2 separate regions of the Homo sapiens genome follow, and region 1 is linked to region 2. The links are chromatin contacts, found by Hi-C or POLR2A ChIA-PET in ENCODE. All regions are on one chromosome and are shown on one strand. Each heading gives the region's core, a stretch centred on a gene start or an enhancer-like site at or near the end of the contact. The rest is flanking DNA. Distances are from core to core; before and after follow the strand shown. Region 1 overlaps MAP3K5 (mitogen-activated protein kinase kinase kinase 5). Region 2 has its middle 58 kb from the start of IL20RA.

The links. Hi-C counts contacts between places; a loop is a spot of excess contacts on that map. ChIA-PET counts read pairs that join two places held with the same protein, here RNA polymerase II (POLR2A). Pooled maps may share reads with other maps.
Region 1: a pooled map shows a loop between it and region 2 (5-fold over the local background). The contact joins two enhancer-like sites. A Hi-C loop is called at or near these places in 2 of 37 single-sample maps with no recorded cell type and 2 of 50 pooled maps. POLR2A ChIA-PET finds 5 or more read pairs at or near these places in 1 of 52 experiments (activated B cell).

The regions. Positions count from the first base shown.
Region 1 is chr6:136,590,687-136,594,809 of GRCh38, forward strand. It overlaps MAP3K5 (mitogen-activated protein kinase kinase kinase 5), which reads right to left. Exons shown (of 30, transcript NM_005923.4): 22 at 1,751-1,928; 23 at 1,487-1,655. Among named protein-coding and RNA genes, the nearest start is that of MAP3K5-AS1, 36 kb to the right of the region's middle. RefSeq lists an enhancer at 3,803-3,962. Within about 2 kb of position 2,770, at least 13 of the 41 ENCODE cell types and tissues checked have a DNase peak (open chromatin) inside an H3K27ac peak, as active enhancers do.
Region 2 is chr6:137,100,910-137,104,874 of GRCh38, forward strand. No RefSeq gene overlaps it. Among named protein-coding and RNA genes, the nearest start is that of IL20RA, 58 kb to the left of the region's middle. Within about 2 kb of position 2,207, at least 5 of the 41 ENCODE cell types and tissues checked have a DNase peak (open chromatin) inside an H3K27ac peak, as active enhancers do.

The sequences.
Region 1 (4,123 bases), core at 1,520-4,019, 510 kb before region 2:
CCCGCCATCACGCCTGGCTAATTTTTTGTATTTTTAGTAGAGATGGGGTTTCACCGTGTTAGCCAGGATGGTCTCGATCTCCTGACCTCGTGATCCACCCGCCTCAGCCTCCCAAAGTGCTGGGATTACAGGCATGAGCCATCACACCTGGCAAATTTGCACATTTTCTCAATGTCTGTGTGGCCTTACCTGGGGTACTCTGGTGATATGGTTTGGCTGTGTCCCCACCCAAATCTCATCTTGAATTGTAGCTCCCATAATCCCCATGTGTCATGGGAGGGACCAAGTGGGAGGTAACTGAATCATGGGGGTGGGTCTTTCCTGTGATGTTCTCATGATAGTGAATAAGTCTCATGAGATCTGATGGTTTTACAAATGGGAATTCCCCTGCACAAGCTCTCTTGCCTGCCGCCACGTAAGATGTGACTTTGCTCCTCATTCACCTTCCACCATGATTGTGAGGCCTCCCCAGCCATGTGGAACTGTGAATCAGTTAAACTTCTTTCCTTTATAAATTACCCAGTCTCAGGTATGTCTTTATTAGTAGCATGAGAACAGACTAATACATATAGTTTCCTCCGCATCCCAAGGATGTGCACGTTAGGTTCATTTGTGTGTCTACGTGGTCTCAGTGTGGGTGTGTGTGTGTATGTACCCTGCAGTGGAATAGTGTCCTTTCCAGGGCGGGTGCCCGCCTGGTACTGAGCTGCCAGAATAGGCTCTGGCCACCCATGGCCTTGAACTGGGTAGATAGTTATCTTGTTTTTATTCATCTTTCTTAAATGTATATAGAGTTCACATTTATTTCAATGTAGAATATTAGAAGTGTTTTAGTCTTTATTTAGGAGTTTGGTCATGTTTTTGTGACCAGAAATATGCCATAGGAACTTAACTCTTGTTTATGTCAATTAGTCTACGGCAAAACTGGTTTGGTTATATGTAATTTTGCTTCAGTCACAGTTTCCAAGGACTTATCAACTACATTAAGTGAAGACTCACTACAATTTACTTCCCTTTGCCCTTCACCCTCCTTTTAAATATAACCTTACAAGCTCAGGGGTTCTGTTGTATTTGCTGATGTTTCCCAAATGCTGAGAGGAGCGACTGGCAGGTAGCCTCATGCTAATGTCAGAATTAGCAACTCACATGGCTTAATGTGTGTTTATTGATGGAATGAATAAACAAATGAATGAAGAGTAAAAGAGGCTTGTAGGGGCTATTTGGAATGTCACCAATGTGAAAAATTTGCTTCTGACTTAAAAATAGCTTATGTTCAAAAATGCAATGAAAAAATCATTTCCCTATTTTCATATTAATATATTCCCTACCATAGGGTTTGCCTTCTTTTTTCCTGTGGGGTAGGTTTATCATGATGATCACTACAGGTTCCTCTTGCCTTTCACATCATCTGTGACAGCTGCAGGCGGTTAGGACACAGATAAAATATGTAACCTTTGGGAAATGAAGCACCTGGGAGAGGATTTACCTGAGCTAAAGATTCCATTAGGTTTCTCACAATTTTGTCTTGGTCTTCCGTCAGGATCCTGTGAAGGGTAGCTCGCCTCTCACTGTCCTTCCTCAGCATGAAGAATCCAGAATCTTTTTCTTCAGGGGAAGGAGGAGCACTGTGATCTTCAAAATTCTCATCTGGAATGCTGAGAAAATTTATGCAGCATAAATCACAGTTCCCTTTATAAAATGACACACTTAACAACACACTTCTCTCACCCCAAGTAAGTCAGGTCTTTACCCCAAAAAGAGTGTCCGAATTCCCTTGACATCTCTTTCTCCGCAGGACTTGGCTCTTGTTTTGAAAGAGAAGGGGTCCACTTTCAACTCCGTGTCGGGTGAAACTGAGCCGTACTCACTGCTGCTGCTGGTGTCCTCCACCAGCACAGGTACCGGCAAGGATATACTCCTGAGATATTCTGCTTGTGATGAGAGGAGGGAAAAGATAATTGACACTTTAAAAAATGTACACATACTGAAACACCCATTGAAAGAGGCCATATTCTTTGTCAAATATCTTGTTGCAATGAGCAGCATAATTATGCTATGTAAGGGAACGGTCATGTGTTATGACTGCCTCCCTTGCTCAGCATAACCCATACAGCAGGGTAGCCAGGAAAGGGCCTCCCAGGCCCTGGGAGGGATATCTCTGGGGTACCAAAACAGTCAAGGAAGCCCAAGTTCAGTGGGTCTACTGAGGGTCTGATCCCCTCATTTTTACTGACTACTAATTATTTCTATTTATGGGTCTCAGTTTTCATATTTATCAAATTCAGGGTCAGATTGATAATCTTTAAGCCTGTTCTTCAGGGGCTTAAGTGTCTCCATTAGCATCTTGGGGCTGCCTTGGTTGGGATGAGTGAGTGGGATGCTGTAGGTCTAGACCACAGGTTCCAATCCTGTTATACCTGAAACCAGAGAAAATATGCTGACTGTCATATATCACAGTTCTGCTTAAGGATTCATATAAAAAAGGATTCATCACTGAAAACAAATTTTGGAAACAGATGGACTAGATGATCTCTTAGGTCTGTCCTGGTTCTCAGATACTATGATTCTCTAGTAGACATGAGCTGCTTCTTTATTTGGATGGAGAATAAGACAGTGGAGTTGCCTATATTTCCTCAAACATTGGTTTTAAAGAAAGCTTCATAGGTTGCTCTGGGTGTCAACATCTTTCCAGCAGATGGGGAAGAAAGAGTAGGAGGATCTCATAGGAAGTTTTTATGAATCATGCTTGGGTGAGTTGCCACTCGGGCCCACCATCCATTGCCCAAGCCTCAGTCCACCAGCCACAGTTACTTGCCAGGAGGCTGGGAAACCCCAGAAGGAAAAGGAAACAGGTCTGGAGGACAGCTAGTCAGTCTCTGTATATGTATGCCTGAACAGTTCACAGAAAGAAAAACACAAAAAGCTCCCAAATGTATATAAAACTTCTCAGCCTCACTCCTAATGAGAGAAACGGGTATCTGAATCACAATAAAATACTGTCCATGATCTATCCTATGGACAGATATGCAAAAAAAAAAAAAAAAAAGAAAGTGGTTTTTGCCAGAAACATCTTTATCAAACACACATCCTAATGCTACAAAAGCATTTTAATAAAGAATGAAGGTATAAAATTATAGAAAAGGAAATCCACTGTTGCCTGGAATCTCCTTCTTACTTAATTCCTCTTGGGCTGAACTGAATCAACTGCCCTGATCTCAAGGATAGGGGACTCATGACATTGGTTTCAGCTGTAGCGAGAAAGACGGAAGTACATACAGCTTTCAGGAACAGCTGACCTCGGGGGAAACCACCTTACTGGTCAGTAACTGGAAAGTCTCCCCAGGATGAATTGGTTGACTTATCTGCTGTTATTTAAATAGTTCTGTAGCTGAATCACTAGAAGGCAGGAAGCAAGAGGAAGCCACAAAGAGTTGCTGAATTGACCAATTAAGTACCAGTATGCAAATGATATATGGCAGGGGAAATGCCTGGCATGTATTGTTTCCACATATTCTGGAGCAGCTCATGGGCCTAGCATTTCACGGACCATATTTTGGGCAGTGCTGCTACAGCAGAAAGGAAATGGGTGACCTCTTCCTTGCTGGTAATAGTAAGGTTGTCTGAGAGAAGAAAGGTTTGAAGGGGGGCCCAAACACCAAACTGCTTTTGAGTCATTCCTGGGGAAGGTCAAGGTCTATAGTGTGCCTTGTTTCACTTTAGAGTCAACATCTCGCTATTTGGGGGGAACGGACTTTAGAACAGAAAAAAATAGCTGCTTGGGAGAAAGAGTTTCACTGCTATGAGATGTCAAGTCCCTAAAGTTAAATGTTACTGATGGAAGAATACAGCTGAAGAAGAGCTCTTGGCTTGACTGAGTAGCTGATCTCTTTACAAGAAGGGATACAAGCCCTGCAGTGGAACTCACTGCTGATCCTTCAGACTTGGTGAGTTTCTTCACCAGCCCATTTTTATGAGATGCATGCCACACTCAGAAACGGAGGTGTGCATCATTCATATTTCAAAGACAAAATTGTTGTTTCTTGGGAGTAAAGAGACTAGTACAGACTAGACTAGAAGAGTACAAGATGAGGGATTCCTATCGTGTGTTTCCGTGTTTGTGTGT
Region 2 (3,965 bases), core at 957-3,456:
ATACTGTTTCTGTTTAATTCAAAGCAACTAGTATTTTCTGGGGACTACATAGGCAAAATTGAGAAGCAGGAGTTATAATGCCCTCCTGGCCCTGGAACTTCCCAAACACCCATTGAGAAGGCCTGTCTCCCTACTCATGATTCTTTCTCCTCTTACTCTTTCGACTTCCTGCCAGGCAGGTTGGGGTTATGGTGGTGGCATGCCTCTCATTAACTACTACATTAGGCCCAGCTTTCTGCTACATCTTTGTTTAACCACATTGATGTATTAGTTGATAGAGGCTTAAAATATTTTTATCTTAAAAGAGACATCTGACACTGATGTTAAAAGGCTCAAAGGAATGAATATCTTAATGACGGAATTTCATTTTCTGGGACTCATAGGTAAAATAGTTTAACGAAATGGATGACGTTACCTTCAAATAACACTCTCTGGAAGAAACTCATTGGTCTAGGGATTAGAAGAGGTTTTAGTCCTTATTCTGCAACTATTATAGCCTCTGACATTGGTCACACCACTTAAGCCCGCTGAGCCTGGAGTCTCAATACCTTTTTCCTTTTGAATGGCAGAGAAAAACAAAACAATACACTTGGAAATTACTCCCTCAGGGCTTTTGGGACAGCTCCTTTTTTTTTTTTTTTTTGCCTGAGCCCTAGAAAGGGATCTGAGGAATTTTCAATTAGAAAGTGGGAGTATACTCCAACATGTAGATGACCTTCTTGTATGTAGTCCAACCCAGGAGGCATCTGACCAAAAAACCTTAAAACCATTTTGCATTCCCCGGCACTCGAGTCAGAAGAGTACGTGGATCTGCCACTAATGGGTGGGCTGGGATCACGACCTCATTCATTGCCCTGAGCTCCTGTACCATATGGTATTCCCCCAAAGGCTTCAAAATGGTCAAAATGAGGGTATTACAGGGAGAATTACAGGATTTCAGAAGTCCACGGGCAAGCAACCCCTTAACTACAGACACTATGCCCTTTCTTGCTTCCAGCTTAATTGGGTATTGTTTTCTGTTGGGAAAATGACTGGGGTCTTTGAGCTGTATTTTGATGGGCACTGCCATTCTAGCCCTTCCAGCCCTCCCAGTACACCATGCTCGTGGGTTGACCTGTTTGTGTACAAATGCGACTGTCAAGGATGCCATAAAACTCATAGACAAGCTTAGGCTGCTGTCATATTAGAACTCATCATATAAATGAATTTAAGGCCAAAACACTCAATGAATGTTACATTTATGACCTTCTGAAGTTGCCCTTTGACCCAGCATCACCTTGGCCATTTGTATCCCCTTGAGCCTCCTTCCCTCCCCATCTAATGGACAGTGGAGTAGCAAAGGCTCATGTCCAGTGGTTGAGATGATTTTTGCAGTGCTATGCGTGCCATGGGCAAGGGTCAGGGCAAAACTTTGACCCTGTTGATCCCTTCTCACCCCCTCCTTCAGCTTTACTCATTTCTCCTGGGCCTGTGTGCCATGTTTGAATGCCCTCAATTTCTCACCATGTCCTGCTCAAAGACCGTATTCACTGATGGTGCGCTGGCTTTTGGTATTATAAAGATTCCCAAATTCCTCTGATCATAAGAATCACCTGGGCTGCTCATCTTGTAATTCTGAGTCAGAAAGTTTGGGGTGGGGCCTGCTGATCTGTGCATTTAACCAAGACTCTGGGTGAGTCTCATGATCACATGAGTCTGAGACACATGGATTTAATGACTATGAAAGTTGAAAGATGCCCCTGAGATCATTTAAACCAGTGGTTCTCAAAGTGCAGCTCCCAACCAGAGCATCAGTGTCACCTGGGATTTGTTAGAAATGCAAATTACTGACTCTATGAAAAAGGAACTCTGGAGGTGGGGCCCAGTTCCCTGTGTTTTCACAAGCCTTCCAGACAATTATTGCATAGGCTAAAACTCCAGACTTGCTGATGTAGACCATCTCTCTCCTGTTATCCTCTATTTTACAGATAAGGAATGTTGGCACTCTGTCTATCACTTTGGGACCTTGGGTGTTGAAGTTGGGGAGGGGGACAAGTGCTACAATCCCTAGGTGATTGTGAACAGGGTGAGAAGAGAGATGGTAGAGGGCTCCTGAGAATGGGCCATCAGTGGTGTGATCCTCAGCTTCCAATCCCTATTCTCTGAGCCTGAGGTCTTATCTGTAGACAAGGACTCATGTTTGCTGAGGGTGCTGCTAAAAGACACCAGGTGTCTGAAGGGCCAAACCTTTGTGGTAAACCAGAGCTTAGATGTTTATAGTAACTCTCCACTAAGAAATCCCCTGAGAACCCAGCCACCAAGAAGCCCCAGTTCCTCTAAAGAAAGACATGTCTCACTCTCAGAGAAGTTTCAGCTCTGCTTTTGGTGGTTAGTGCCTGCCCATTCTCAGGATGGTTCATGAAAGAGTCTTCTACTTAGTGCTGTGGAATAACCATCTGAAATTGTAAGCTGTGGGTAGATAGTACTGTGGTGTAATCACACATCTTCCTGTCACACTGGTGGGAAGGATCAAGGGTTCAGCATAGTTCAGCCATCCCTGTTATTCTCAAAACCAGTGTTCCCAAACTTCAGTCATTTGGCTATAATTTTCACAATGTTTCTAAATTCAAGTACAATATGTATTGTCGTTTTATCTAATATTTTTCACTTGCTCAACTTAAAAAAACTAAGAATATTTTCAAATTTTCAAAATAATTATGAAGATAGTACAGAGAGTTCTCATATATATACCCCACGCCTGGTTTCCCCTATTGTTAAAATCTTATATTAGTATAGTACATTTGTCATAAATAATGAACTAAATTAATTGATACATTATTGTTAACTAAAGTCCATGCTTTATTTAGTTTTTACTTAATGTCCTTTTTTTTCTTTTCTGTACCTGGATCCCATTTAGGGTACCACATTAAATTTATTCATCACATTGTATTTGGGTCCTATTCCAGACCTAACAAAAAGTGGACTGATGCAAAAGAATGACACTCTGGTTAAAGCTATTGCTGTGAGTATTAAAGCCCTTTGTCTCTGATCCAAGAGTCTCATGTCTTCTGCCAGCATCTAAGAAACACTGACAAGTCAATTAGTTAGTTTCCAGGTAGGGTAAAGGCTTAGATATCTTACAGTTCTTGAACTTTTTTGTTGCACAATTGAAGTATTCAAAAAGGGTAAAAAAAATCAAGTTTTTAAATATTTAAACTAATTCAATTAAAGTATAAAAGGCCACTTAAAAGTGATGGTTAAAAGTTGCCAGATTCATAAACAAAGTAATAAGGTTTATGAGTTGGACTTAAAAATTCAAGGAATAATGAGGAATTTAAATTTGTAATTTTAATAAATAAAGTATTAATTTAAGAAAATCACAGTATCCCCTTAGTAATTTTTCCTGTCTATAAAAGCCCCTATCAAGGATGCCACAAAACTCATCTAGATAAGCTTGGGTTGTCATATTGGAACTCATCATATAAATAAATTTACCCAAAATTGTTTATGACCATGAATGACAAAGCTTTACTGTGCTCAAGCACATTTGCATTTTAGAATAAGATAAACAGCTTTGTTCAAAGAATGAAAGTCTAATGGTGAAATTTTGCCGCCATTGCAGGGCTAGTGCCCCTCATGTCACATTATGAGGTTAGCTTCTTTTACAGATTCAAAGGATAAAACAAGGGCCCTCTACTTTGTCCCTGCTGAATTCTCGAGACCTAGAACAGGCACATAATTGATGCTTATTAAAGATGTACAAATTAATGATCAGATTTTAGCCAGGGCCAGATTTCAGTTTTAGAAACATCACTCTGGCTGTAATATGAAAGTTAGATGGAAGAGGTAACACTAGAGAGGAGACCAAGCAGGAAGTTGGTGGCAAACCCTGACAGTAGACACACGGCCATGGCTTCCAGGGTTTTGGACTAAAATCCTACCCTCTTCAGGAAATAACTAGTCTCATTCTGGAAAACATCTGTTGG